Linked DNA regions of Homo sapiens: regions 1, 2 and 4 are each linked to region 3. Evidence: chromatin loops called from intact Hi-C (ENCODE). Cell type or tissue: PC-9. All regions are shown on one strand. Links, peaks and the distances in the headings refer to the core of each region. The heading gives the core; the rest is flanking DNA.

Region 1 (7,686 bases), core at 905-5,904, 210 kb before region 3:
CTGGGGTCCCCACTGCCCAAGGCCCTCACTCCCGGGTCCTCACTGCCCGAGGTCCTCTCTGCCCAGAGTCCTCACTGCCCGGGGCCCTCACTCCCGGGTCCTCACTGCCCGGGGCCCTCACTGCCGGGTCCTCACTCCCCGGTCCTCACTGCCTGGGGTCCCCACGGCCCAGGGTCCTCACTGCCCAGGGCCCTCACTCCCGGGTCCTCACTCCCCGGTCCTCACTGCCTGGGGTCCCCACTGCCTGGGTTCCCTGCCACCTGGACTCCCTGCTGCCCAGGGTCCCGCTGCTCTGGAGCCTCAGCAGGGCCCAGGCCTTCTCCCTGACCCTCTTTGGCTGCGGGTGCCACGGTGTCTGCCCTGCCCTGGGCTCCAGGTGCCCCCAACCTGTGGGGAGGGAGAGCCCTCTCCTGGACCTGGGAGAAGCGAGGTTGGGGAAAGGCTGAAGATGTCCCTACCGGCCTTTGAAGAACGCCACGTAAAAGATGGGGGTGTAGGAATTCACAAACTTCAGCAGGAAAGCCTTGAAGATCAGCCTCTCCTCAAAGCTTTTCTCCGTCTTTGGGACCTCTAGAGGGAGGGGTAGGATGATACTGAGGCTGTGGCTGGGATGGCCCCCAACAGCCTGGTCCAGCTTCTGGCTGGCCACTGGCACAGTCACTCAGTCGGCTCTCATAGGCGCACCATGGCCTGTGCTCAGGATACCCATTGAGAACCAGGGAGCTGGGGCCCAGAGAAGTTAAGCAACAAACTCAAGGATGCACAGCAAGAGGCAGGCGACTCCAGCTGCCTGAGTCCAGGCCACAGTACCTGGAACATGGGCACTCACCGATCTTGGTGAGCCATCGGGCTATGCAGCCATACACCTCGTCCAGGAGGATGATGACCACTAGGTTGATGATGACTGCGGTGGCTGTGACTGTGACCCGGATGTTGGACCGCACGGAGGGGGAGGAGTTCATGGCCAAGGCGGCGGCCATGGAGATTCTGTAGATGATGACGCCGAGGACGATGGCAAACGTCACTGCAATCTGCAGGGGGGAAAGGGGCACTCTTGGTTGGGGGCCCACCCAGGACCTTCCTGGGCCTGCCCCATCTGCTCCCTCAGTCCAGCTGTCCCCCAACCTTCCCGCTCTTCTGCTTCAAAACAAGCACTGACATTTCTTGGGCACCTGCCAAATGCCAGGGGCTTTCTGTGCATTAACCCACCAGAGACAGATGGATGAGGGGCTAGTTTCTGTTCCATGGACAAGGACACTGAGGTTCAGAGAGGTTACGTAGACAGGCCAGGTCACCCAGCTCAGGAGCTGGGATTTACCAGGCGGTCTGCCCAAGCCTGCAGTTCACAAGATCTTTGTGCTACCATCTTCCCGGAGCCCAGGCACCATCCCCAAGCACAGCCCAGGACACAGTATGGCCGCCATGCCAGTGGCTTGTCCCAGAGCAGACTGACTGCGGGATGGGGCTTCTCCCCCAACCCATGGTGAGCTCAGGGACATCCTCAGGTGGTGCAGGGCTGAGGTGTGCCTCTCTCACAGCCACCTCCCAGGGACTCCCCTGGTAAAGGAGGCAGGTGTGGCCTGGGATGGGGCAGGGCTTTGGGTCTGGCTGGAGATGCTTTGGGTCCCTTCTCCCAGCCAGCAGCACCCTTCTAGCTCTCCCACCAGAGTGAGCCCCTCCTCTTGCCAAACATACCGTGGGACCAGAACATTCCATAAAACTTGGGTTGGTGGTTGCCTGAGAAACCGTGGTGGGAGTTGGCTACAATGACAAGATTGTTCCACACACCTCTGTCTGTCTGTCTGTCTGGGCTCCCTCACCCTGCCCTGCCCCGCCCTGCCCAGGGGTGTGGATGCCCCATTCTGAGCCCTCATTGAGGATGGATGGACCGAGGGCTGGGCAGGAGAAGCACACAGCAAAGCCAGGCTCCTCACCCAGGCGTGAAACCACCCGCAGGACACAGGCTGTCTTGTCACCCTGTGTCCCCGTGTTCCAGGAAATCGCATATTTGCTCCCATGCAAGGGTGCAGAGGGCAGGTCCGGTCCCTGCTGGCACAGTCACAGGTGGCTCCCAGGACAGGCAGGCCCAGGAGGCCTGGGGCTGCCCTGTGTGTCTCCCAGTTGCAGCCTGGGATGGGTCTGTTTGCCCCAGAGGGTGTCTGCAGCTTTCAGAAACCTAGAAAAGCTCTTATTTCATGTTCTGGGCCGTTACCACCGGCTTCTGCAGGCATCTGCCAGTGACACATGGTGACTGCACCCTGCCCAGGAAAATGCCTGCAGCCCTCACCACACCCTGACTAAGGAGAAGCCCTGCTGCGAGGCGTGGGGACCACTCCCTGGCCAGCTCCGGGGAACAAGGGCTTTCCTTGGAAAACCCCTCGGTCCTGCCAAGAGGCCTCCAGGATGTCTGTCCCCGTGCCAGCATGCGGAGGTGCAGCTGGAGCGCCAGGCCTGTGGGTGACTCAGCGAGGGAGGCCCTCCACCCCAGCGGGCGCGTCCCCTGCCCTGCCATGGGGCAGTCGGGCCCACAACAGGCACGCCCTGCAGCAGGCTCCCTTCCAGTCTCCCTGGTCCATCTCCCCCGCATCCCCAGGACCAGGGGCGTGTGGGGCACATCCTAGGTGCTCAACCAACGTTTGTTCGCTGAATGAAACTCCCAAGTTGAAGACAAAGCTGTGTCCTCTTCAACCCTATGAAGCCCTTGTGACAGGGGTTTACCAGTACGTCAAGGCTGGGAAAAGAGCCGGCTACTTCCCTATCCAATATCCTCTGTCTTTCCTCTACCATCCCGCCTTGCTGAGATGGCAGTGTGTGCTCATTCCTGAGCCTCCCTGCAGAGGAGGTGGCCACGTGAAACAGTTCTGACCAATGAGATGCAAGCAGAGGTGTGGTGGGTCTTCTGCGAAAGCACCTTCAGACAGGGGCTGCCACCCCTGGCCCATCTCTTCCCCCACCCTTCCCCTTCTTCCAGCCTGGAGAGTGGAAGTGATGCTGGAGGTGCAGCAGCCATGTTGTGACCAAGAGGGGACCCACTCCTAGGACAGGCTAGCAGAAGGTCAGAGAAGCCAGTGACTCTGATGGCATCGTGGGGCCACCAGACCAGCCCTAGACGGCCACCTCCTTCCCGGCCCCGCACTGGCCCTTCTGCGACAATGCTGCTGCTTCTGCAGTGGGAGTGGCTGAACCTCAGGCTAGCCTCCCCTGGGTGAGGGATGGGGAGGCTCCGGTTATCTCCCAACCCCCTAGCCTGGCACCTGGCCAGAGGGGACACATCCCCTCAGCACGAGGCCGGGTGCCCTCCCACCAAGTCACCGAGAGCACAACAGCCCCCAGCCCCCAGCCCCCACCGAGGGGGTCCCCTTCTCCAGGTAAGGGGGATGAGCAGGCCCCACCACTGAGGCCACCCTCCTCTGGACTTCTTTATGTCGGCCAGCGTCCCTCTTACTGTACCTAAGAGCATGAGGGGACACTGGATCTTCCCACTTCTTCCATGACTTGGTCAGGGGGCCCTTGGCCCCTCACTCAACCCAGAAAACAAAGACAGCCCCCCGCCTCTGTCTCTCCAAGTTCCTACAGAATGGCATGGATCTTGGAGCAGACAGCCTGACTGGCACCAGCTTCTGCAGGCATATGCCAGTGACTACATGGTGACCACAGCCACCACCTCTGGCTGGCACTGGAGGAGAAGTGCAGCCTTCTGGCTTTAGTTTCTGTATCAGCAGGAGGGGGATGGTACCAGGACTGGCCAGTGATGAGACGCTCTGGTGAGGCCCTCAGTGCACAGCTGCCAACCTGGGCTCCAGTACCAGGACTCGGGGCTAGGTGGCCACAGGAGGCGCTGCCTTCAAGCTGTTGGGCTGGACGAGGGCAGGGTCATTTGTAACATGACCACGGCTGGCTCCGAGTACTTGGGGGGTGATGGAAACACAGCTAGCAGGCGGCCAAGGCCGAATCCATTGGGGGTTGAAGTCCCTGGGATTGAAATCCCCTAAAAGCCACAAGATGTTTGCCCACAAGCCACGTCACAGACTTGTGGTCCCTGAGTAGCACTATCGTGTCCTGTCTGCATGTTATTTATTTAATAGTTTTCTTTTTTAAAATTTTTAAAAATTTGTTTTTACTTAATTTAATGCTGATGCCTGTATCAGGGCTCAAGTCATGTTTTGGTCACAAAATAAACATAAACAGGTTTTTTTTTTTTTTTTTTTTTTTGAGACAGGGTCTCGCTCTGTCACCCATACTGGAGTGCAGTGGCGTGACCACAGCTCACTGCAGCCTCGACTTCTCAGTCTCCAGCAATTCTCCCACTACAGCCTCCCGAATAGCTGGGACCACAGGCGCGCACGACCACGCCAGCTAATTTTTGTATTTTTGGTTTTGCCATGTGGCCCAGGCTAGTCTCAAACTCTTAAGCTCAAGCAATCTTCCTGCCTCGGCCTCCCAAAGTGCTGGGAATACAGGTGTGAGCCACTGCACCCGGCCCATTTAATGGTTTTCTTAAAAAGTCTTCAGTTTCATCTTAAATGATATCTTTGAATCCCAGGCTTGAATTACTAGATACTCAAATAATTGTGTCTCTCAAAATGAAAGCTGTGTATCAGGGACCACAGAAATCATCTCATGTACTCCCTGGCGTGTGAAGCCCCCACTGGGGGTCACTTTGGAACCCTGGTCTCTTCCCATTTTAGGGGTAGTGGTGAGTCTTCCCCACCCACTGCCCTGAGGAGATGGGGCCGGCGCACCCTGGGACCAGTGGCACCACCGTGTGAAAGGCTGAATCAGGTCTTGGAGGACACCAATCGCATCCTTTTTTTTTTTTTTTTTTGAGACAGAGTCTTGCTCTGTCACCCAGGCTGGAGTGCAGTGGTGTGATCTTGGCTCCCCGCAACCTCTGCCTCCCGGGTTCAAGCAATTGTCCTGCCTCAGCCTCCTGAGTAGCTGGGACTACAGGCATGCACCACCACACCAGCTAATTTTTGCATTTTTAGTAAGAGACGGGGTTTCACCATATTGGCCAGGCTGGTCTCGAACTCCTGACCTCAAGTGATCTGCCCGCCTCGGCCTCCCAAAGTGCTGGGATTACAGTCGTGAACCACCACGCCCGGCTGAAGCCAATCACTTCCTTGCGGTTTCCCCTGACTTCGTCTGGCCTTAACCTTCTGGAACTTACCATGAAGATGATGGAGACCAAGTTAGTGAGGTAGGCTGGGAACCGATCTCTCCATGTCAGCTTCACTTTGTCAGTCTACAACACAAAACAATGCCGGTCACTGTCTGGAACCATCACGATGAGACATCTCTGTGTGTCAGCGTGGGTGCATGTGCGTGCGTGCATGGGCCCAGGGACAACTTGAACAACAGAAATACTCAGAAAAACCTCAAAAATGCCCACAGGTGATGAGCCAGTGCAAACGCATAGGGTTCCAAGAAGCATTTCGGGGTTTATCACCTATGTCACAGGATAACGGGAGCAAGAACCGTTTAACACTGTGATTCCTCTGTGTGTAGGACATTGTAATGCCAGCTGCCTTTCTAAAGACTGTTGGACCCACGTCTGGGAGAAACCTGGACTTGGAGTCCATTTCTTCAGCTAAAAGTCTCACTTCTAGGTCTAGAAGATGGAAGATGTTTTCCCAGTGCCACCCAGACCATAATAGTTATTTTTCCTTTGTGGAGCAAGTTGAAACAAGCAGCTAGCACTACAAGTTAAAACGTCGTCTGCGGTGACACATGTCCTGAAGGCTCTCAGAACCCAGGGTTGGCTTGGTCTGGAGAAACCCTAGGTAGAAGCTCATCACTAATCCGGGATGTTTCAAATGGGGGTGGATTTTTCCATGGGAAAATGCATGTATTAGGTCACAGAATGCAGACGGGCATGACACCGGAGGCCACTCGTTCTGGGGTGGGTGGCATGCATGTTAACGAGGAGACCAAGAAACACTTGCAGGCAGTTGTGACAAGCACGTTTCACGAGCTCCAAGTCAAGCCAGAGCCCCACCCCCGTCCCCGCCACCGCAGACCCACCATAGCCATGCAGTGCCATCGCAACATGCTGGGCTCACTGGGTGCCGAAGGAAGACAGAGAAACACGGATGTGAATGTTAAAAAAAAATATATACAACAGTTTGTTGAGGAAAAACACAATCGACTTTGATTGCCTGCAAACAGTCAAGACGCGCGCTGCCCGCAAAATAGAAAAGTACCAATTTCACCCCCGCCATGGCTGTCTTAACCCTCTGCTTCCATTTGTTTGTTGACTCCTCTGGAATATGCCGGCGCTTCTGAGGGGGGGTGGGGGAAAGAGAGCACCGTGCGGTGAAGTGGGAGGCGGCACCGCAGACCGCGGGGCCCAGGGAACCGTCCCCATCTTGGCAGCAGGCTGGCCCCTCCTGGTGCGGGCCGTAAGCTCACTGCCAAGGCTGACTCGGGTTCTGGGCGTTTTAAACAAGTAAGAGACGGCAGAGACCTACGTTCGGAAAGAACATCTGTAACAAAGGTGGTGGAGACGGGAGAGACTCCAGCACGCACCCTCCACTGGACCGCGTCATGCCCCATCTCACAGATGGTGGCTGGATTCCAGCGGGAGGTAGTGGCCAAATGTGCAGGTCACCACCAGCATCTTATGACAGCAAGAAGGAAGCCACACCCAGAAGCCCAAGCACATCCGCCAATTAGGTGGTGGGTCTCTTTCCATAAATGAATTCAGTGCCATAGCTGGAGGGAAATCAAAACCGCAGAGCAGCCACTGGGAGCCAAATGAAACAGAGGAGGAAATAAAGGGTACGGCCCGTCAGAAGCAGACAGGGCCTGGGGGTGCCTCTGAGCTCTGCAAAAGTAAACCCCCATGCCTCTGTTGCTTTCATGTGATCAGAGAGCCTGGGCTGAAACCAAGCCACGGGCCACAGAGGCGGAGGGACCCTGTATCCAAGAGGTGGCTTCCTTCCGGCACCTGTTGCCCAGATTCGCTGTTGTGGCTTGGTTAGGTCCCTTGCCTTAAATGGACATAGTGTGTGTCACAAAAGCCCTTTTCTGCCCCTTAGGAAGGAATTAAATACCCACCTATGCTCACTGCAAGAGGTGCGACCACACAACTACAGGGTGGGCTGTCTTGGAGGCCATACACTGACTCCTGAGACATCTTCACCCAGGCTTGGGGGCCGGGATGCCGCCCTGAAAACACGCCGGATGCTTGTAGGGCCTTAGAGATGATGGCATCCAGGCCTTTTGCTTTCCCAGGAGGGAATGAGGGGCGCAGAGGGCCTGAAGGGCCGGGGCAGAGGGCAGCTGGCACCCGGGCGTGCACATCCGATGTGTTAAGTCAGACAGACAGTCTCTTTATTTTAGGGCGATAACTCCTGCTTTTATAGTTGTATTCTGTTGAGTCCTGCTCAGACCCTCAGGGGTGTTTAAAAATACATACTTCTGGCTGGGCACAGTGGCTCGCACCTGTAATCCCAGCACTTTGGGAGACTGAGGCGGGTGGATCACCTGAGGTCAGGAGATTGAGACCATCCTGGCTAACACGGTGAAACCCCGTCTCTACTAAAAATACAAAAAATTAGCTGGGTGTGGTGGTGGGCACCTGTAGTCCCAGCTACTCGGAAGGCTGAGGCAGGAGAATGGCGTGAACCTGGGAGGCAGAGCTTGCAGTGAGCTGAGATCGCGCCACTGCACTCCAGCCTGGGC
Region 2 (7,686 bases), core at 2,419-7,418, 240 kb before region 3:
TACAGAAGTGGGATTTTGTTTTTGTTTTTGGAGACAAATTCTCTGTTGCCCAGGTTGGGGTACAGTGACATAATCACGGCTCACTGCAGCCTTGATCTCTCAGGCTCAAGCCATCCTCCCACCTCAGCCTCCCAAGTAGCTGGGACTACAGGTGCATGCCACAACACCTGACTAATTTTTAGCTTTTTTTTAAAAAAAATTTATTTTTTGTAGAGACAGGGTCTTGCCATGTTGCCCAGGTTGGTCTCAAACTCTTGAACTCAAGGTTGCACCACTGCACTCCTCTCACCTCAGCCTCCCAAAGTGCTGGGGTTACAGGCGTGAGCCACTGTGCCCAGCCCCAAAAGTGTGTATTTTTTTGTGGAAGTTGCTTGACTGTACACTTTTGTGCAATTTTCTCTATGTTTTACTTTAATGAAAATTGTGTGAGGAAGAGGGGGAGAAGGGAAGGGAAATGGACAATAGTAAATACATGACTTGGCAGGGCTGAGGAAATGAGGTGTTTGCTGAGCCTTTGCCCCATGGCTGCATTCTGGGCAGGCTCTGGCAGGGGCAGCAGACACCATCCCATCTGAGGAAGCCAGATGAAAATGCCTGGGCTGGTCCCATGTCTCCAGGCATAAGCTGTCTCTTTGCCTTTTGCTCTTCTGCCAAGGCTGTGTGAGTGAGTGGGGGTGAACTGCTTGCTGTGAGCATGTCTTCAGGTCAGAAGGCATCAGATTTACCTTCCACTACCCCCTTACCTCCTCCACCAACACTCCTGCTAACTTGATCCTGAGGCCCATTCATCTCAAAGGCAAAAAGACCCAATTGTCAGTCTATTTTCCATCCATCCACCCATACATGCATCTATCCATCCATCCATCCACCCATCCATCCATCCATCCACCCACCCATCCATCCATCCATCCACCTATCTATCTATCCATCCGTCCATCCACCTATCCATCCATCCATCTACTCACCCATCTACCCATCCATTCATCCTTCCACCCATCCATCCACACATCTATCCATCCATCCACACATCCATCCATACATCCATCCTTTCACCCATTCATCCGTCCACACATCCATCCACCCATCCACCATCCATCCATCCATTCATCCAGCATCCATCCATCCATCTATCCATCCATCCACACATCCATCCATCCTTCTATCCATTCATCTATCCATCCACCATCCATCTACCATCTACCCACCCATCTACCATCCATCCACACATCCATCCATCCATCCACCCAATCAATGCATCCATTCACCCACACATCCACTCACTCATCCACCATCCATCCATCCATTCACACATCCATCCACTCGATCCCTTCATCCATTCACACATCCATTCAATCAATGCATCCATTCACCCACACATTCACTCATCCACCATCCATCCATCCATTCACCCAGTCCATCCATCCGTCCACCCAATCCATCCATCCACTTACACATCCATCCACCCAATCCATCCACACATCCATCCAACCATCCACCATCCATCCATCCATCCATCCATCCATCCATCCATCCACACATCCATTCATTCACCCAATCCATCCATCCATCCACACATCCATTCATTCACCCAATCCATCCATCCATCCATCCATCCACTCATCCATCCATCCATCCATTCATCCATCCATCCATCCATTCATCTACCATCCATCCATTCATCCACCATCCATCCATCCATCCATCCACACATCCATTCATTCACCCAATCCATCCATCCATCCACACATCCATTCATTCACCCAATCCATCCATCCATCCATCCATCCATCCATCCATCCATCCATCCATCCACACATCCATTCATTCACCCAATCCATCCATCCATCCACACATCCATTCATTCACCCAATCCATCCATCCATCCATCCATCCATCCATCCATCCATTCATCCACCATCCATCCATCCACATATCCATCCATCCATCCACACATTTATCCATCCACCCATCCACCATCCATCCATCCATCCATCCATCCATCCACCCACACATCCATCCATCAATCTATCCATCCATCCATGCTTCCATCCATCCATCCATCTGTCCACCACCCAAACGTTCATCCGTCTATCCCCCATCCATCTATCCATCTAATCCTTGCTTGCTTATTCATTAATTCAGCACTTTCTGGTGCCTCCTCTGTGCCTGGCACTGTGCCAGTACTTCCTTCTGGCCTGTTTTCTGGTAAGTGTTAGCATTTATGTTCTTTGCTGTGGCTCTTACAAAACATGGGCAGGTAAATGTTGCCTGACATGTGAGGACACATATCACCTGGGGTCAGGGGCACACAAATGACTCCTGGGGGCCTGAAGATGAGTGTGTAGGATTTGGTGATGTGAGTGCTTTGGGCAGGGCTCTGAGTCCAGCCTTGGGGTGGAGACAGCCCTGCTTCAAGCACACACTTTGGCCAAGCTCTCAATCCCACTGCTGGTTCCAGATCCACAGACAGGGACCTTGGTCTGAGGCTTGTCTAGGGAGGCCCCAGCCTCAGCTGCCCCCATAGCCAGTGGGCAGGCATGTTTGGGAGGGTGAGGAGACTCAGGAAGGGCAGGCCCCACCGGGCTGCAGTCGAATGTGAGCATGAGACCTGGCGAACGTGGGGCTGTGCAGCAGAAGGTGTGATTTCTCAGCAGAACATGCAAACGTGGACTTTAAATGCCTGGTTTTCATATATTAAATTAACTTCAAAAGTTAACATGTGCTGAACCTACCGAACAGAGGTTGTCTTGGGCTTGATGCTATTCATGGTCCACCTCCACCCTCAGAGGAGAGCAGCGGAACCTGCATGGCCGGCCACCAGTGTGTCATTGCCAGGCCTGGTGGTGCAGCCGGTGCCCTCAGACCTCAGGGCCCGCTGGGCTCGCCCCCAACCCTGCCCCCAGCCACACTACTCTAGGGACCAGTAGTAGAAGACTTTTTGTGCCAGGCTCCTGGGTCCAAGGGGTGATGTGCTGCCAGCTTGTGGATGGCTGCAGTGGAGCCCTGAGCCTCTCTGAGCCTCCTGTGCCCATCTGTATAATAGCGGCACTGGCTGCAGTTTCCACCCTACAGCAGCCATGACCCCAAACATAAGTCAGATCCCATCACTGCCCTCATAGACACTGCCCAGCCCTGCCCATGGCACCTACCACCAAGTTCAAAGTCTTCACTCAGCCGGAGCCCTGCATGAGTCGTCTCTAGCCACCTCTCCTGCGTCTCCTGTCACCTCCCTGCCCCTCTGCTCCTGGAGCTCGTCCAGCAGCTGCTGCCTTGGCCTGTGCACCGACTGTTGTGTGTTTCTGGCTCCTTGTTGCTCAAGTCCCAAGGGGCCTCCCTGCGCAGTGTAGTCACTCACCCTCAGTCAGTCACACTCCCTGCTGGATTTTCATCAGCGCTCCCTTTTCTGAAGTTGTCTGGTTCCACGGTTGATTTTCTGGTTCAGCATTGGACTTCCTTTGTGAGAATGTCATGTGGGAGGGAAGGGGCTGTGTCCTTGTTCTTCACCCTTCTCGTCCTAGTGCCTGACACACAGTGGGAGTTCATTTTTTTTTGGTGTGTGTGTGTATATATATATATATATATATATATATATATATATATATTTTTTTTTTACTTAGAGACTGGGTTTCACTCTGTTGGCCAGGCTGGTCTTGAACTCCTGGCCTCAAGTCATCCACCTCGGCCTCCCAAAGTGCTAGAATTACAGACGTGAGCCACTGCACCTGGTCTAATTTTTATTTATTTTTTGAGACAGGGTTTTGCTCTGTTGCCCAGGCTGCAGTGCAGTGATGCAATCATAGCTCACTGCAGCCTTGACCTCCTGGGCTCAAGTGATTCTCCTACCTCACTCTCTCGAGTAGCTGGGGCCACAGGTGCCCGCCACCATGCCCAGCTAATTTTTTTATTTCTTGTAGAGACAGGGTCTTGCTATGTTGCCCAGGCTGGTCTCGAACTCCTGGGCTCAAGCAATCCTTCTGTCTGGGCCTCTCAATGCAGTAATCCCTCATGTGGGATTACCAGCATGAGCCGCTGCACTTGGCCTACAGTAGGAGTTCAATAAATGTTTCTTGAATGTTCCATACATGTTTATGAGGTCTGGCCTTCAGACTTGGCATTAAAGCGCCCTGAGATCTTGGTCAAGAGCCTGTTTCCTCATCTATCAGATGTGGCTGAAGGTCCCCACCTGTGCCCTCCCAGGCTCTGGGAGGACCCATGGAGACAGGAGGGCAGAGGGAAGGGGTTCCCGCGATGCCAATCCTGGGTGCCGTTCTCCCTGAGCCCTCCCTACAGGATTGAGAAAGTGGGTGCCGTTCTCCTTGGGCCCTCCCTACAGGATCGAGAATGTGGGGCCCAAGCTTTAGGAGGATGCGCCTGACCAAGGTGGCAAGGCGCTGTGCTGAGGAGAGCCAGCACAAGGGGGCGCCCGAGGCCTGCCACAGGTCGAAAGAGGCCCTGCCTTGTCCTGGCGGTGAAGGGAAGGTGGCCGACGCCGAGGGCCGCACAAGGACACTGTCCCCAGCCCGAAGCGCCATACTGCTTTGCTGACGCTGTTAAAAATATACGTTCTTTTATGAAGTGATAGTGATTATAGGTGACGGTTCTAAAAAAATGTCCCCACTTGCCCAAATGAAAACATTGACAACCCAAGGTCAGTCCCAAAACGTTTTGAAGAAATTTGGGGTCCATGAAACCCTAAATACTAGTCTGTTGGGTTGTGGGATCAGAGGTCGAGATATGGGATTCTTGGAAGAGCCTGCTAGAAAGTGTGACCACAATCCCCCATCCCAACATACACACACACACACACACACACACACACACAAACACAGAGGAATATGTGGTACATCTGTGCATACACACAAGCACACTCAGACACCAGTACATATGCACACACACCAGCACACATGCACACACACACTAGCATATATGCACACACACCAGCACATATGCACACACACACCAGCACATATGCACACACACAAGCACACATGCATACACACACTAGCATATATGCAGACACCAGCACACATGCACACACACACACCAGCACATATGCACACACACTAGCATATATGCACACATATCAGCACATATACACACACACCAGCACACATGCACACACACACCAGCACATATGCACACACACACCAGCACACATGCACACACACACGCCAGCACACATGCACACACAGCACATATGCATACACACAGCACACATGCACACACACACCAGCACATATGCGCACACACAGCATATATGCACACACACCAGCACATATGCACACACACACAGCACATATGCACACACAGCACATATGCACACACACCAGCACATATGCACACACACCGGCACATATGCACACACACAGCACATATGCATATACAAACACAGGCAAAGGCAAACACGTGTGTGAACCCTGGGGTGATGCACACTGACATGGTTTGGCTCTGTCCCCACCTGAATCTCATGTTAAATTGTAATCCCCACGTGTCGAGGGCGGGACCTGGTGGGAGGTGGTTGAATCATGAGGCGCATTTCCGCCATGCTGTTCTTGTGATAGTGGGTGAGTTCTCACAACATCTGATGGTTTGAAAATGTGGCACTTGTCCCCTTTGCTCGCTCTCTCCTGCTCCACCATTGTGAAGACGTGCTTGCTTCCCCTTTGCTTTCTGCTACGATCGTTAAGTTTCCTGAGACCTCTCAGTCATGCCTCCTGTTAAGCATGCAAAAGTGTGAGTCAATTAAACCTCTTTTCTTCGTAAATTATCCAGTCTCAGGTAGTTCTATTTATTTATATATTTTTTGAGATGGGGTCTAACTCTGTCACCCAGATTGGTGTGCTATGGCATGATCTCGGTTCACTGCAGCCTTTGCTTCCCAGGTTCAAGTGATTCTCCTGCCTCAGCCTCCCCAGTAGCTGAGATGACAGGTGTGCGCCACCATGCTCGACTAATTTTTATGTAACTTTTTTTTTTGGAGAGATGGGATTTTGCCATGTTGGCCAGGCTGGTCTTGAACTCCTCACCTCCAGCAATCCACCCGCCTTGTCCTCCCAAAGTGCTGGGATTACAGGTGTGAGCCACCACACCTGGGCTCAGGTAGTTCTTTATAGCAGTGTGAGAACGGATAATACATACATAAACCATGCAAACACATAAACACAGGCATTCACAAGTACACACACGCACTGTATACACACGTGCATGCACACATAGACATATACACACACATGCATATATGCACACGTGTCCACATGCACACACACCTGCACCCATATGCAAATACAAGCAAATACAAATGCATACATACACACGTGATGTACACAAACATGTAAAGACACAGGCACATGCACACAAGCAAATGCGAACATGCGTGCACATGATGCATGCAAAACACATGCAAATGAATAGGCACACACATGTGCATGCACAAATGCACACACGTACAGAAAGATGAAGTCCCAAGAACATTTAGAGCCATGCGCAGGCCGGCACCAAAGGAAAGAGATGCCTGTCCGTCAGTGCTGAGTTTGCAGGGTCACTGGACTCTGGGGACGGCCTGTGAGTTTCCCAGGCAGACGTCAGGCAGACAGCATTCAAGTGAGAAAAGTGTCGTATATTCAAATTTATTTAGATGAATGTCCAGCCACAGTCCTCTGTGGATTTGTGTACATTCACTTTTTAAAAAAATGGTTTCCATAAAAGGATTTTTGGTAATTGCCTAATTTTTAATACAGTATTTATATACAAAACCCACTTCAAACTACTTACTGTACAAGAGAAAAGAGAAGCATCAGATTGCATGATTTTAGCAAATAATGGAAATGTACGACACCTATGAACTTTGACCACAGTTGGCAGATTAAAGGGAATGTAACATCACATCAATGAGATCTTCAAGACAAATTTATTTCTATTTTTCCTCCTGGCCTTTGCTAAAATGATGTTTCTCTTGGTGCTTGAGAAATTTCAGAGAGTTGTTTAGTATCATTGCTGCAAATTTAGATCACTCATATCATTTATGAGACTTGGTTTTATACACTTTTAAAATAATTGTCCAACAGTGACATTCCTGTGAGTAAAAATATAGAGAAGTGTTACCAAAATATAAGCCTTTATTAATAAAAATCTTTGGTAGTAACAGTATTTTAAATTCCTCTCAACGATATTTGGTTAACTAATAAACTCCCTCCACCTTTGAGCTACAGAAAAAAAATCCTCAATCTACCATATAATTGATATTTGAAAAAAAACCCATAAATATTCTAAAGCTTCCAGGGGACCCCTGGAAGCCCTAAGACTTCTTGAAACCCTGACACCATCTGTGGAAATGCTTCCGAGGTCATCTCTCTCTGCCCATTTTCTGGTCAACCGGTTTTGTCCCATAAGGAAGATGAACAACTCTGAGGTCGGCTTGGTGTGATGGGGGCAGGTGTGTGGCTGACAGTGGGGAGCCTGCTGGGGACGCCAAGGGTGCTGTTTCCTGCTTAATCAGGGACACCTCTGTCCCCTTCTAGCTTTCCAGGGATAACTGGGATGCTCCCACGCCCCCTGTGTGGCTCAGGGATGAGGCACTTCTCTCTCAGCCACTCAACTGATGGAAGGAAAAGGCGATGGAAAGTCTAACTTTTCTGAAACAGGTAGGTGACACCTTTTGGAACCGGAATCAATCATTATTCTTGCGTG
Region 3 (7,686 bases), core at 1,611-6,610:
AAGGTCAGTGTGCGAAGGCTGAGTGCCCGGGACCCTAACAGCCCCTCGGGCCACGTATTCCACTCAAGCCAGAATTCACAGAAGAAGGCAAGAGAGTTCTAAGAAACACAGACGACCAAGCAGGCCATCCTGTCATTTCTTACTGCTAGCCGGCCCCTGACACTGGAAATGGTGACCTAGAGGGGACGGAAAAGAAGTGAAATAAAAACAGCTGAGATGATTTTCTGCTGTGCTTCCACTACTCTTGCAGAATCTAAAATACACAGGTAGGCCGGGCATAGTGGCTTGCACCTGAAATCCCAGTACTTTGGGAGGCTGAGGTGCGCGGATCACTTGAGGTCAGGAGTTCGAGACCAGCCTGGCCAATATGATGGGACCCTGTCTCTACTAAAAACACGAAATAAGTTAGGTGGGCTTGGTGGCGGGTGCTGTAGTCCCAGCTACTTGGGAGGCTGAAGCAGGGGAATTGTTTGAATCCTGGAGGTGGAGGTTACAGTGAGCCAAGATCACGCCACTGCACTCCAGCCTGGGAGACAGAGTGAGACCCTGTCTAAAAAAAAAAAAACCAAAAAAACAGGTTGGGCGTGGTGGCTCACGTCAGTAATCCCAGCACTTTGGGAGGCCGAGGCGGGTGGATCACCTAAGGTCGGGGTTCGAGACCAGCCTGATCAACATGGAGAAACCCCATCTCTACTAAAAATACAAAATTAGCTGGGCGTGGTGGCGCATGCCTGTAATCCCAGCTACTCGGGAGGCTGAGGCAAGAGAATCGCTTGAACCCAGGAGGCAAATGTTGCGGTGAGCCGAGATCGTGCCACTGCACTCCAGCCTGGGCAATAAGAGTGAAACTCGGTCTCAAAATAAATAAATAAAATATATAGGTATGTATGAGCTATGAGATCCGAATGGTGTAATTTCCATGATTCTACACGTGTGTTAAATGCTCTTCTAGTTGCATCTTGCAAGGTAAACATGAGCATGCTGAGATGCATGCCAATCATTTAACATTTTAACTTTGCTCTATGACAACAGGAAAGGCAAACAAAAAAACATCATAAGAAGCCAAGAAAGGGGCTGCAGATGAGAGGAAAAAGCTGTCTACTTTTGTGCCTTGAGTCATGTTTCTTTTCTCTGTTTTGTGAACAAGGGGCCCCACATTTTCATTTTGCACTGGGCCCTGCAAACCATGTAGCCAGGCTGGCCCGATTTTCATCTGCCTTCTTACAGGGCTCTTTGCTTATGAATGTCTCTCCAGTAAATGCATCCATTCATTCGCGCCACAACACAGGAGACCACTTTGCTACCTGGGTGCCCTGTGACAGGTGGGGCACCGAGGTGTCTGCTCCCTCCCGCCTCTCCTCTGCCCCGGAGAGTGGAGCAGCCTGGGCCTTCCCTCCACCAGGATTCAGGTCCCTCAGCACAGCGTTCATTCCTGCACCACCTGCTTTGCCCAGCTGCGCTGTGATTGCGGACTTCACTCAGCCTCCATCCCTCCTCCAGTCTTGCCAGCAAAGCTCCAGCTCTAAACTGGATTGTTCCATCCAAAGGTGCTGCTGGCTCATGATTTCAGGGACTCCTCATCCCCACAGGATAAAATACATTCTGCTCCTGCATGGGCTCCTGCCCATCCACATTTCCCTCACCCTAACCATGGCTCTCTTTTGCTGGGGAACCCCTGGCCACCAAGACAAACCATGTGGGCTTCAACATGCCTCTCCCACAGTTCAGAAGTCCCCGCTTCCTCTTCAAGCTGGTCTTTTCCAGCGCCGAATTGTCTGTGAAGATGATGCCGTCCCTCTCCCCCTTCCCCATCTGGGAGACCCTCCTTGTAAGGGTTCTGGGCTTCCCTGGCTAGCTTGCTCTGTCCCTGTCTCTTTCTCGATCTCAGTCTCTGTCTCTCACCTGTCTCTCCTTTTCTCTGTCCCTGTCTCTCTATGCCTGTATTTCTGTTTCTCTCTCTCTCTCGCTATCTCTGTCTCTGTTTCTTTTTCTGTCTCTCTGTCTCCCTCTGTGTGTGTCTCTCTCTGTCTGCTTCTGTCTCTCTCTCTCTTCTCAAATCTTTCCTTGTTTTTTAGAGCTGCCTGTTCATCTGCCTGCTCCACAACAGGGAAACCATAATGACCACACTCATCGTCTTCTTATCATAAACTGTGTGTATGGTACACGGGCCCAGTGCTTGGCTGTGCTCACGGCGCACCAGCTCTTCTCACCCCATAAACTGTGTATGGCACACGGGCCCAGTGCTTGGCTGTGCTCACGGCCCACCAGCTCTTCTCACCCCATAAACTGTGTATGGTACATGGGCCCAGTGCTTGGCTGTGCTCATGGCCCACCAGCTCTTCTCACCCCATAAACTGTGTATGGCACACGGGCCCAGTGCTTGGCTGTGCTCACGGCCCACCAGCTCTTCTCACCCCATAAACTGTGTATGGTACATGGGCCCAGTGCTTGGCTGTGCTCACAGCCCACCAGCTCTTCTCACCCCGTAAACCGTATATGGTACATGAGCTCGGTGCTTGGCTGTGCTCACGGCGCGCGGGCTCTCGCCCCGTCTGCCTGCTGGGCTGCAGACCTCACTCACCCTCCCTTGCTCCTGTGAATCCCTTTGGCTATTGGGTTCTGGCGTGGATCCTCAGAGAGGTGCTCTCATTCTCCCTGTTCTCCAGATGAGGCACCTGGAGCTCTGAGAATCTGAGTGACTGATTCAGTGAGCCTGGCTCTGCCCACCCCTGCCCTGGCCCAGGCAGACCAGGTGCTTCCTAGACATCTGTGGGGCCTTCACCTGCCTGACCTGACCCTGAGTCAGGAGATGCCAGGACACTGGGCTCAGCTGACAGAGGGGCCCTCTGCCCACCTCCCAGCTGACAGGAGACAGGGGTGCCGAGTGGTGGGGAGCTGGTGGTCGTGTCCCTGACCCCCGAAGGCAGGGTCCTGTGAGAAGGAGCCCACGTTGGTCAGGGAGCCCTTCACGGACGCCACCATGGTGAGTCATGGGCTTCTGTAAGCAAGGCTGGCCCTGCGTCACTCGAGTGACCCCCATGTCTCTGAAACTGTCCAAGGGAGGCTGAGAAGGGCTTGAGCTCCTGGGGCCCAGGGAGGTATGAGCCCTGTGGTTTTCCCTATGGGTAAAGGCAGGCTCTGTCCACTTTGGATCCACCACTGAGGATGGGTGGGGCATTGGGAATTCAAATTAGTCTCCGGATGCTACTCCTGGGCAGCTTAACTCTGGCCAAGTTCACTTCGGTGAAAACGGAGGGTCTTCTGGGGGCAGCGAGGATCTCAGGATGGTGCTGCGGAGTTCAGGGTCCACAGAAGGCAGTCCTTTTAGGGTCTCTGGTGTGGAGGCCAGCATCCCCTTGACCTGCCCAGAGCTCAGTCCCTCGAGGCCTCAGTCCAGGGCCACCTGTCCACCATCCTACCTGGGCCCCCTATCCTCATGGGGGGCCAGGACAGAAACATTCGGTGCAGAGGCGAGAGGAGGAAGGAACTCACAAAGAGCAGGAGTGATGTTGAGGCTGTGGCTCCAGGGGTGACCTGCTCCACCCACCCCCTCCAGGTATCCCCCCAACACTGCCCATGTTTCCTTTGACTTGGGTGTGAAGCCCACCAATTAGTGAATAATTAGGCTCTGAAACCACTTCTGTAGAGAATGCTCCTAGCTCTTAGAGGGGTCACTATCTATCAGCCACTCTCACTTTAGTGTGAATTTGTTTGTGCAGTGTGCTTTCCTGCTAACACCCAAATGAAGATGCCCTGCACTGCTGGGACAGGCTCTCTTGGGGTGTGTCTGGGATCCCAGGACACGGAGGAAGGTGAGTGCTACCCGTGGGAGCTTGAGCAAGCAGCACTGGGACAAACAAAACTGCCAAATAAAGGAGGAAGGAGGACAAAGTCCCATTTCTTCTGTTTCAAAATGTTCCTAATAGTGCGGTCCTGAGTTGAGGAAAGGAGAACTTGTTCTTCCTCCTCTTTCTCTTCCCTTCCCCCGGTGCCTCTCCCTGCCCAGCTTCCCCTACTCCTCCTCCACCTCCAACCCAGGGTCCTACTCCCAGAACTCAGGATCCAGGCCGTTATCATCAGCGTCAGACTTCAGTTCCAACTGGCAGGGTGTCAGGTGGAGTGAAATGTCACTTTTTTTTATTGTGGTGAAGGGTGGGAAGGTGCTATCTGCTTTTCTGACTGGAGGGATAAAGAGAGTGGTGGCGTGGAGAAAGGCTAGGTCTGTGGGGTCTGGAGAGGATGAGAGCAGAACCTTCTGTGCCTGACAATCTCCTTCTCTCCAGGACCCCTGTTGAGCTGGTTGCTGGGAAGGACGTGGCCAGATCTGTCCAGGGAGCAAGGAGCCTCTTGGTGGGATGGGAGTAGGAGCCCTGGCCCCCTTAAGAGACTCTTGGATGGACTAGAATGGTTCCAACTGAGGTTCACGGACAGTAGAGGGCCCTGAGAACCCACAGTGCTCAACGGGACCCCACCCACCGGCTTCCCAGCTGAGCACAAGGTTGCAGGGAGTTGGTCCTGCCTATGTAGCGATGGGGGCTCCTGATGGGGAACAGTGGCGAGCCTTGAATCCACAGCCCTTTGGAGCCAAGCATGGGGCACCAGGAGGGCCTGAGCAGGTCCCCCCATGGCAGGGAGCCTGGATGCACAACCCAGTGTTCAACAGCGACACCCTGTGGTGGCAACAGAAACAACCTCGGTCAAACCAGGGGCTCTGTGGATTGATGGTCTAGTGCCCTCTGTCTTTGGCTTGGAAATCAGAGTGAATCCTATGGGCTGTGTAAGTCCTAATGTTCTTGGACGGTCTACATCAGTGGGTGAGTCTTCAGGAGGAAGAGTCTAGGCTTCCAGCTAAGATGGGCAATGATGGTACAATGAATTGGAAAATGAATCGATTGTTTAGGAAGCGACTGCACCCATATCTAGGTGGGTCCTAGTCATTCTGCTAGTCGTATCCCCATGGGCTGCACGTGTGTGGGTGCTGGACCCGGCACTTTGTTTTCCTGGGATGCATTTTCCTGCTGAAGCAAACAGCTCTCTCTCTCTTCCCCCATGACCTGTGGAACTTGGTCAGCCGCATCCAGTTCTTGTGACTTTCCAAAGTGTTCGACAAGGTCCCTCGGTCACTCTCAGGGTCTCCTGGCTCCATGGGCTGAATGGTGAGCCAATAAGCCAGCCTCCCTGCCTCCTTCCAGCCCTTCTGGGGGCCAGTGTGGGCACCTGCCACACTGCAGCACCCAGAGGCAGAGTAGGGTCATGGGTGAGGCCAGCACAGGACAGCCTTGCACTTGGAAGGGAAATCCCTTCATTCTCAGGAATGCAGGCCCACACTGTCTCATTGTTCCTGCCCAGTTTGTCATCCAAAGAGCTGCCTCACCACTCCGGGAGAGGGCTGGCCTGTGTGAGTCACCAAGAAGTCCCCGGTGGGGAGCCTGATTCTTTGCACTGGGGGTGACATCACCCAGCAAGTCCAACTTGACCCATAAGCCCCGATGGCCAATTCCAAAGCAGTGCATGTGCCCGGGAAGATGGCCACATCCGTGAGCTTCTGCTCCGCATCCTGATCCTGCTAGGAGCCAGGGCCTGGTTTACCCCAAATTCTTCCCAGCAGTGGACTTAATGGGCCACCCCAGGTCCCTAAGAGCCACCCTCCACCCTCCTCCCCAGCCCTGTGCCCTGGGCGCTGACCTACAGGGCTGTGCATGCCCCCACATCCTCCTTGCCCTGTGTCCTCTGTTCAGTTTGGCTGATGGGAGAATAATTTTCAGGGGAGAGAGAAGTTGAGGAATGTGTCCCTGGCTCCCTGTCTGCCATGGCCTGGTTCCTTTGCTAAAGGAGGTGGCTTCTCCTGGGTGGTCCTTCCTCCAGCCTGGCTCCAGCCTGTTCGGCCCCCTTTGGGATGAAAGACTCCACAGCTCCCACCTGCTGCTGCCAGTGGGGGGGCTCTGGGCACGCCCCCTTCCTTGGGTTTCCCCTTTCTCTGCTCACACCTTTTATAATAGTCCCTTCATTACACTCTCTCAGATCCCCCTTTCGGGTGGGTCACCGTCACCCCTCCTTATTGGCACGCTTCTAGGGATGGGGCCTCATTCCTCCAGGAGGCCGGGCAGCACAGGCTGCCAGAGGGCTCTTTCTCTAATCGTTTAAAATCTGTCCCTTATCACGGCCACTCCTGCTCATGAGGACAGCACAGCCGGCTGCTCCCTCCACCGTGAGTCAGCCTCGCAGATATCAGGAGGCCTCCAGCCCAGCGCTCCTGGAAGTTTGAGCCACCCTGTCCTGTCCTGCCCCTCCCCTGCCCGGTCTTTGTTCTCTGGACACACCCTGGTGACTCAGGGTCCCCTTGACGAAGTGAGCCCAGTGTGAAGTTGTGCCCCCTTCGCTGGTGTCAGGCAATGGAGGGGCTCAGATCAGCAGGGAAGACCCAGGACCTGGAGGCCGGTGGGGAGCAGGGCTGGGGAAGCTACTCCGCACTCACTCGTGGGCACGTCTAGGAGAGCAGTAGGGTGGGGGCTCGCTGAGGCTGTCTGTGGACTCAGCATTGCCCACCCAGCACAGGCTCTGGGACGCCACGTGCACGCTCACTGTGAGGGGCAAAGGCTGCCCTGGCAACCAGGAGGAACCGCAGCTCCACCTGGCTGTGAGTCAAAAATACCAGGGAGTTTTAAAAAAGCACCAGTACCCAGGGCCTTTCATAGACCCACAGAACCAGACTCTCCAGGGATTTCAAGAAAGTTCTCGAAGGATCCTGAAGTACAGGAGGTTGGGGCGTGTGGCCTGGATATGGCCATCGCTGGCTGCAGGGCCGAGCCGGTCAGCTCAGGTGGGTGCCATGGGATGGGGCGAGGCCGGCCATTTTCCCTGTGCCAAGGAACACCCAGGTGAACTGGGATGGGTGTCACTCAGAGCTGAGGCCCTTGGGAGATTTCCATGAGCTGTAATGCTCAGAGCCTTGGGGTTGCCCCAATGTTTCAGAGTATTCAATGGGCCTGAACGGGACCACTGACCTCTCCGGGTTTTCATCTCTTTGTTTCACAATGTAGAACATTTGGGAAGGATGGAATCTGGACGCGTGGGTTTCCCTGCCTCTAGGCTTCTGAATTCTGTCTTGAGCTCACACGAAAGGTGGCTTTGCCTCTAGATTGCTTCTAGAGTTGTGGCAACTTTATGCAAGTCAGATCAAAGTGCTCCTTCTACAAGACACACCATTTCCACCCAGCAGAAAATCATGCAAAGATGCAGAGGTGCAGTGCCTGTGCTGAGAACAGTGCTCCTAAGGTGCCGCACTCTCCTGCAAGGCAAAATGCATACCGATGTGGGGGCGCGGCTTCCACTGAAATCCAGGCAAACTCTGAACTTGGAGGTTTTATATTTAGGTTGTATTAGTAATTTTCAATTCATAATTCATAATAAATACTTGTATTATTAATTATTATAATTAATACTTGTATTATTAATTATTATAGTTAATAATAACTAATTATTATAATTAATTATATATTAAAATATATTAAAAATATATTAAAATATATTGTATATAAAATATAATATAATTAATTATATATTTAAAAATATAATTAATAATAACTAATTATATTATAATTAATAGATAATTAATATTATGATTATTAATAACTAATAATTAACTATGATAATTAATAATAACTCATAATTAATAATTAATAATTA
Region 4 (7,686 bases), core at 1,073-6,072, 190 kb before region 3:
TGCCGTCCTTCTCCAACCATCCCTCCATCCATCAGGTTAGCTGCCTCTCCTCCCAGGCTGCATCCCACCCCGCCTCAACTTATGCCAATGTCTCTACTACTCAGGCTTCACTCCAATTTCCCTAATTTCGCGGCACCTCCTTAGCTGGCTGGCGGACTCCCTTTCTGAGCTCTCTCTCCCCTGAGATGCTGTTGCCCAAACCAGGGCACAATCTCAGGTGCTTCATCTGACACTCTCTTGGTTCCCCTGAGCGAGCTGCAACCCGCTCTGTAGCTGCCCAGTGGACAGCCCCATCTCCCCAGTGAGATCCATGCTCCTCACGGGCAGGGGTCGCGTCTTCCAAGCCTCTGCCCTCCACCCCTGAGCCCACCAGCTCTGGGAAGCAGGCAGGGCACAGTCACACATGACCACAGAGCAGGGGTGCATCCTGCTTGGACTGTGCATGTGGGGTCCCTATCCATTTCCCTTCTTGAAATGTGACCCCCTGCTCTGGCCTGACTTGCATCCTCTCAAATTCACATGGAAGCCCTGACCCCCCAGGTGATGGTATTTGAAGATGGGGCCTTTGGGGGTTGATCGGGTTTAGCTGAGGTCATGAGGGTGGGGTCCTCGTGATGGGATTCGTACCCTTGGAAGAGGAGACAACAGAGAACGGGCTTCCTGTCTCTCCCTTTGCCACCTGAGGACACAGGGAGAAGGTGGCTGTCTGAAAGCCAAGGCGTGGGCCAAATCAGCTGGCACCTTGATCTTGGACTTCTCCATACTCAGAACTGTGGGAAATGCATGCCTGTTGTTGCAGGCACCTGTCCGTGGTATTTGGTTATGGCAGCTGGAGCAGACTAAGACACCCACCCCCTGGGAATAGAAACCACCCTTTGCTAACCTCCAGTTCCCGAGAAGTGCAATGTTTGCTTAGTGCAGACTCCATTTCCATGAACTAGAGGTTAGAGAGGGGTCTCCTGGGGAGTGGCGGGGCGGGGGCAGGGCTCTGGTCCTGCACGAGAGTGCTCGGCAGAGATGGGTGGGACACAAAGGCCTCCAGCCTTCTCTTTCGCTCTGAGTCACCGGGCACCCTACCTATTTATCCCTGGAACAAGTTTAGTTCCCGCAGACGATCACAGTGCATCCCCTTCGTCCCCACCTAGCTGGGAGTGACTCAGCTGGGTGACTTGTCAACTCCATGTAAAATCTCAGGCCCAGCCCCTGGGAGGGGTTCCAGTTCCATCTCTGGCATTTCATTAAAGTTGGGACCATCTTTCTCCGGCTTTTTGCAGCCAGGCTCAAATCAGATAAACTCCTTTGTTCTTCGTGGAACTGACAAGCAGTTAAAACCCCATTATTATGCTATAATTTCAGAAAATGGATCCAAGTGAATAGCTAAATAGGGCTCAAGGCTGCTTAATGAGACATCTTATTTGAGGCTTTCAAATGTCAGAAATTCCAGACAGCAGCAAGCTGAAGTCTCTGGGACCAACGTGTCAGCTCCAGGAAAGCTGGACCCCACGGTGCAGTGGAAGCAAAGATTAAAACAGCAGGCTGGAGGTGATTCATCCACCGTGAATACGGACCCCCACACCCCGGCGGGCGGGTGGCCACGACCAGGCTCCCGGCTGCCAGGCAGTAACAGGTTTCTGTCTCTTTGCCATTGTAGGAGCAGAAATGTGAACAGCTGGAGGCCGGAAAAGAAAGGACACAAGCGGAGAAGAAACACCAGAGGAAAAATAATCCCTTAGAGGGTAAAGAACAAATAATTGAATAAGGGATTAAAAAACACACAAGGAGAGATCCCTGGTAATTACCCTTGACAGCCAGTGTGAAAAGGGCCCGGGATGGGGGCTTTGTCCCTCCCCTCTCCGCTCACACCTCTCAGCCGCAGTAGGTTCTTTCCTGTTGCTCCTGTCTTGATTTAGAATAAGCTCCTTTTCTCTAAAGCAAATGCTTCGTGGGAGTGGCCTGGCTTTTTTGTGAATTCCCCCCGCCCCCGCTCAAAATGGGAGCGTGCAGACGGAACTTGTACTTGACTGTATTTGACAGTCGGGGCACATTTGTTGTCTCCCAGGGCTGAAGTGGAGCTAGGGAGGGGTGAGACAAGCAGCAAAGCCTCCCGCGGGGTCAGCAGGCACAGAGTCCCCCACTCCCAGAGTCGGGGGAATGTAGCCATCTGCTACGAAGGGGCTGGCCCGCAGCTCTTGGGGCGCAAGGCACTAGGTGTGCAGTGAAGAACTGCAAAACAGGCAAGCTGGCTTCTCGAAACAGGGCCACCAAATGAACGGCCACAGCCCATGGGGGACGGCGCGCTCAGTAGCACTACGCCTACATGTCCCCTGCTACTGGCTTACGGTACATTCCTGCTACCCCAAGAGGGCCCTGCATGAGGGAACGTTTGGACAGAGAGGTGGGACCAGGGCACGTGCTGAAACCTTGGAGGCAGATGGGCCGGGGTGCGCATCTGAGACGTCTGTTAGGGACCTGTTAGCTGTGTGATTTTGGGCAAGTCGCTTACCCTCTCTGTGCTTCTATCAGAGGCATTCCAACCAGAGAGACTCCATCTTGAGTGAGGACTAGGAAAAATGAGGCCGGGGCTTGCCGGGCTGTATTCCCAGAAAGTGAGGCATTCCCAGCCTCTAGATGTTTACATTAAGGGACAGATTGATAATGTTTACTAAGCAGACCCAGACTCAGGAATGTCCTGATATCCCGAGATGTTGAGAACAAAAGCATTCCTAATTTCGCTTTAGAGATAATAATATTGATTCTCACAAAATATAGTAATTAAGACAATTAATCCTTTATCACAAACCCTTGTAGCAGAGTATATCTCCCCATGATTTTCTTTGTTATCCTCTACATAAACAAGCACTGTACCTAGGGTAGGCACGGTCCTCCTCTTACTTTGGGAATGCCCTATTCTGTAGCCATTCTTTCACTCCTTTACTTTCTTTCTTTCTTCTTCTTCTTCTTTTTTTTTTCCTTGAGACAGAGTCTTGCTCTTGTCACCCAGGCTGGAGTGCAATGGTATGATCTCGGCTCACTGCAACCTCCGCCTCCTGGGTTCAAACGATTATCCTGCCTCAGCCTCCTGAGTAGCTGGGATTACAGGTACCTGCCACCACGCTCGGCTAATTTTTTGTATTTTTAGTAGAGAGGGGGTTTCACCATGTTGGCCAGGCTGGTCTTGTACTCGTGACCTCAGGTGATCCACACACCTTGGCCTCCCAAAGTGCTGAGATTACAGATGTGAGTCACTGAGCCCGGCCACTCCTTTACTTTCTTAATAAACTTGCTTTCACTTTAGACTGTGGACTCACCCTGAATTCTTTCTTGTGTGAGATCCAAAAACCCTCTCCTGGGGTGTGGCTCAAGACCCCTTTCTGGGAACACTTTAGCGTCTTCAACAGAGAAAAGAACAGAGCCTTGGTCTGCTGTGGGGTTACAGAGAGAGCCGGTGTAGAGCCCTTAGCCCGGGGCCTGGCACGGAGGCAGTCCTCAGCGCAGCTCCCAAAGGGAAGGAGGTGTATTTTTGTGGAGTCAGACGGGGAAACTACTCTAGGTGAGAGAAAAACTTGGAGGTAATCCAGTCAGGAACAAGCAAGGCACGTGTTCAGCACACACGCCAGCCGGAGCCAGTTAGTAATGCCCGCGGAGTAGGGCCTAGAGTCAGGTATTTGGGGCTCAAGATGGAGACTTCTTAAATAACTTGAAACAGAAGTACCATTTAACTCAGCAATGCCATTACTGGGTATATGCCCAAAGGAATATCAATTGTTCTACCATAGACACATGTATGCATATGTTTACTGCAGCATTACTTATGAGAGCAAAGACATGGAATCAACAAAGATGCCCATCAATGGTTAACTGGGTAAAGAATATTTGGTGCAGGCCGGGCGTGGTGGCTTACACCTGTAATCCCAGCACTTTGGGAGGCTGAGGTAGGCAGATCACCTGAGGTCAGGAGTTCAAGACCAGCCTGGCCAACATGGTGAAACTCCGTCTCTCCTGAAAATACAAAAATTAGCTGGGCGTGGTGGCGGGCGGCTATAATCCCAGCTACTCGGGAGGCTGAGGCAGGAGAATCGCTTGAACATGGGAGGCAGAGGATGTAGTGAGCTGAGATCGCGCCACTGCACTCCAGCCTGGACAACAAGAGTGAGACACCGTCTCTACTAAAAATAGAAAAATTAGCCGGGCATGGTGGCAGGTGCCTGTAATGCCAGCTACTCGGGAGGCTGAGGCAGGAGAATCACTTGAACATGGGAGGCGGAGTTTGCAGTGAGCCGAGATTGTGCCACTGCACTCCAGCCTGGGCGACAGACACTCTGTCTCAAGATAAAAAATAAAAAAGAATATGTGGTCCGTATACACCAGGGAACACTACGCAGTCATAAAAAGAAGGCCTTTGCAGCAACATGGATGGAGCTAGAGACCATTATCCTAAGCGGACTAAACGAATGCAGGAACAGAAAACCAAATGCCACATGTTCTCACCTTTAAGTGGGAGCTAAACATTGAGTACACAGGGACACAAAGCAGGGGACAGGAGACACCGAGGCCTACTCGAGGGTGGAGGGTGGGAGGAGGGTGAGGATGGAAAAACTATCTGTCGGGTACTGTGCTGGTTATCTGGGTGACAAAATAACCTGTACACCAAACCAACGGCACGCAGTTTACCCATGTAACAGATCAGCACATGTCACCTCTGAGCCTAAAATAAAAGTTGGAAAGAAAAAAAAACTGCAACTAAAAAAAAAAGTTATGAAAAAGTATTTGGGGCTCAGAAACCAGAATTCTGGGGTTCAAGCCCTGCTTACGAGCGGGTGTAAGTTTGGGAAGGTTGCCCTAGTTTGTTCATCTGCCAGATGGGGTCATAGAGCTATTTACCTCCTTCGGGGGGAGTTAGTGAGTCAGCACGCGGGAGATGCTCATGACAGTGCCTGGCACAAAATAAGGCTCACCTACCTTCAGCTGTGATTCTTTTCTTTTCTTTTTTTTTTTTTTGAGACGGACTTTCACTCTTTTTGCCCAGGCTGGAGTGCAATGGCGTGATCTTGGCTCACTGCGACCTCTGCCTCCTGGGTTCAAGCGATTCTCCTGCCTTAGTCTCCTGAGATTACAGGCGTGAGCCACTGCGCCCAGCCTTTTTTTTTTTTTTTTTTTCTGAGATGGAATTTCACTCTTTTTGCCCAGGCTGGAGTGCAGTGGCGTGATCTTGGCTCACTGCAACCTCTGCCTCCCGGGTTCAAGTGATTCTCCTGCCTCAGACTCCCAAGTAGCTGGGACTACAGGCGCGTGCCACTACGGCCAGCTAATCTTTGTATTTTTAGTAGAGACGGGGTTTCACCATGTTGGCCTGACTGGTCTTGAGCTTCTGACCTCAGGTGATCTGCCCGCCTTGGCCTCCCAAAGTGCTGGGATTACAGGCGTGAACCACCGCGCCCAGCCAGCTGTTATTCTTTTCTGAAGGAGAAGAAGTCACTGAATGGACAGAGGCCACCAAGCACAAGGTGAGAGGTTAGGTTTAAGCTCAATCTCCTAGGACCCAAGGCTACGTTTTCAAAATTTCAAAAAGCAACAGCTCACTTTTAACAGCCAGTGCAACGTAGCAACTGGCACCAGGCACAAGCCAGGCATGGCCCTAAGAACTTTGCATGCAGTGACTCCTTCCATGTTCCCAGCAACCCTGTGGGGTGGGACTGTGTCTCCGTTCTACAGATGCGAACCTGGGACCCAGAGAGTAGAAGCAAGTTCTCAGGTCACAGGGCTGGCAGGTGACAGAGCTGGGATTTGAACCTGAGCCGGGCCCCGGAGCTGGCACTGTGAACCCCTTGACTGTATCTAACCGTCCTACTACGCAGCCAAGTCAGCCTGAGTAATCCAGTGACCGTCAAGTGGGCTGCCAGGGCAGGCCGGGCCCCGCTGGGTGGATCTTCCCAGCCTGGAGCTGGGGCACCAGGAGGCTGGGGAGTCACAGCCTCCTGGGTCATGATCAGAGAGAGGGAGACAGGGAGGGATCTGACCGGTGCTGAGGTCTCTAGGAAGGCGAGGGAGGGAAGGAGCAGCAGACAGCGGTGATGGCGGGTGGGGGGGTGGGGGGTTTGTGGAGATAGTTCCAGATGGACGCAGCGTCCAGGGAGGCAGGCAGGGGCAGGCAGGGGCAGGCAGGGGCAGGCAGGGGAGAGAGGACAGGCTCAGAGAGATGTGGCTTCAGTTCCCGGCTGTGCCAATGGAGCCTCACTTTCCTCCTCTGTGAAATGGGGACAGGTTCTCCGCTGTTCGGATACAGTGTGATAAACAACGGGAGCTCTGGCACGTGTGCTTCAGCGGTGACAGACTGCTGCTGACCCTACATTTATAATTCTAAATTTACGATACATTTTGATCCCCAAATTAAAAACCAGAGCTGGGTTGTAGGCCTGGGAATCTTCCCAATAAGCCACGTGGCCTTGGATCACACATAGACATCACCTCCCAATGCTCTGCAGTTGCCCCAGCAAGAAGTCCTCCAACCTCAGCTTGAATGCTTCCCAGCACGGGGCGCTCACCCCCTCCCTGGCCAGCCCAGCTCAGCGTGTCTCACTGCTCACCACTGGAACTCACGCCCTACACCAAGCTACGGACCCACGGCTCCCATTCTTGGCCTCCTCTGGAAAATCGAACGCCTTTGTCCACGAAGAGAAACAACTGCATTTATCTCGAGGCTATGCTGATTTCTGTGCGTGTCTGTCCCCACCTGTGACTGGAATCCCGGGAAAGCAAGACCTGTCCCTCACACTGCTCTGCCCACACCCTCGTGTGGTGGAGCTGAGCGTGTCTGAGGGCGGCTTCCAGGCAAGTGCAGACGCCGACGACAGGCACCTGACCTCACCAGGAAAGGCCTCTCCTGACTCTCCCTGGGCCCTCACTTGCTCACAGAGGCTTGCAGGCCCTGGCTGAGCCTTCGAACCTCAGCAGAGGAACTCCCATCTTCCCCTAACAAACTCCAGGCAGAAGCCCCAAACATGAAATCGGCCAAAGGACGATGTTCATTTAAATCAGGACTGAGGCCAGGGTGAGGCGAGGGAGGTGCTGGTGCTGCAGGTCCCACGACACTCACTCTCAGGGTCATGGGCACCTAAGACGAGATGCCAACATCCATGCTGTACCCAGGCATCCCTCCCTTGCACTTAAACCTCTTGACTGGTGCGGGTTCCTGCAGAGGCCTGTGGGACCGAGTTTGAGAACCACAGGGGACCGACAAGCCCAGAGCTGCTGCCCCCTGGGAATCAGGCCCAGGTCTAGAGCCTCCAGCAGGGTCAGCCAGCCCTGGACGCTCTAGTCTTGGAGGGTCCACAGGCCTGGGGGCCACAGGGCTGCTAGCCAGCCCAACGCATGAGGGACCAGACCCTTGAGGGTTTCTCCCCAAACAACCAGGGTGTTGACCAATCTGCGCTGCCTGCATCCTCTCAAAGGACGACCTTGCAGCAGGAACTCCCAGAAGGAGGGAGGTCTGGGGGGAGGGGCTCGTTCTGTGGCTGCGGCACCCATGCCTGCCCAGTAGGCACTCCCACAGGTGACCTGGAAGGCGTGACTGGGTGATGCTCTGGCACTCAGAAGAAGGAATTTGCAGTGACCAGAATGCCACGTAGCGCTTTGGGCTCCCAAAACAAGAGCCGCAACAGGCGCTTATCACAGAGACCTCTTATCGCC

What was found. Peaks named below come from ENCODE experiments on the same cell type or tissue, not always from the same donor. Only the 100,000 strongest peaks of a DNase experiment are listed, where the experiment ranks them.
Region 1: a loop joins it to region 3, with 12 times the contacts of the local background. A loop is called at or near these places in 2 of 110 quality-filtered maps.
Region 2: it touches region 3 in a loop (8-fold over the local background); 13 of 110 quality-filtered maps call a loop at or near these places.
Region 4: a loop joins it to region 3, with 3 times the contacts of the local background. A loop is called at or near these places in 2 of 110 quality-filtered maps.

Annotation. Positions count from the first base shown.
Region 1 is chr11:70,154,506-70,162,191 of GRCh38, reverse strand. It overlaps ANO1 (anoctamin 1), which reads right to left. Exons shown (of 26, transcript NM_018043.7): 15 at 6,204-6,281; 16 at 5,171-5,245; 17 at 830-1,031; 18 at 459-570. Among named protein-coding and RNA genes, the nearest start is that of FADD, 45 kb to the left of the region's middle. RefSeq lists enhancers at 5,847-6,347, 6,348-6,848. In PC-9, for the core only: CTCF peaks have their summits at 3,627 and 3,838; a DNase peak (open chromatin) is centred at 2,421; H3K27ac peaks cover 1,749 bases.
Region 2 is chr11:70,188,455-70,196,140 of GRCh38, reverse strand. It overlaps ANO1 (anoctamin 1), which reads right to left. Exons shown (of 26, transcript NM_018043.7): 26 at 6,611-7,686. Among named protein-coding and RNA genes, the nearest start is that of FADD, 11 kb to the left of the region's middle. RefSeq lists a silencer at 1-38 and an enhancer at 4,169-4,228. In PC-9, for the core only: CTCF peaks have their summits at 4,209 and 4,412 (motif pointing right); a DNase peak (open chromatin) is centred at 4,440; H3K27ac peaks cover 642 bases.
Region 3 is chr11:69,947,257-69,954,942 of GRCh38, reverse strand. No RefSeq gene overlaps it. Among named protein-coding and RNA genes, the nearest start is that of LINC02753, 110 kb to the left of the region's middle. RefSeq lists an enhancer at 5,422-6,621. In PC-9, for the core only: CTCF peaks have their summits at 4,490 and 4,696 (motif pointing left); DNase peaks (open chromatin) are centred at 4,682, 5,382 and 6,242; H3K4me3 peaks cover 821 bases; H3K27ac peaks cover 2,949 bases.
Region 4 is chr11:70,135,819-70,143,504 of GRCh38, reverse strand. The region is part of intron 11 of ANO1 (anoctamin 1); the gene reads right to left. Among named protein-coding and RNA genes, the nearest start is that of ANO1, 61 kb to the right of the region's middle. RefSeq lists enhancers at 1,101-1,912, 1,913-2,726. In PC-9, for the core only: no CTCF peak of the experiment used is centred there; a DNase peak (open chromatin) is centred at 3,254; H3K27ac peaks cover 1,717 bases.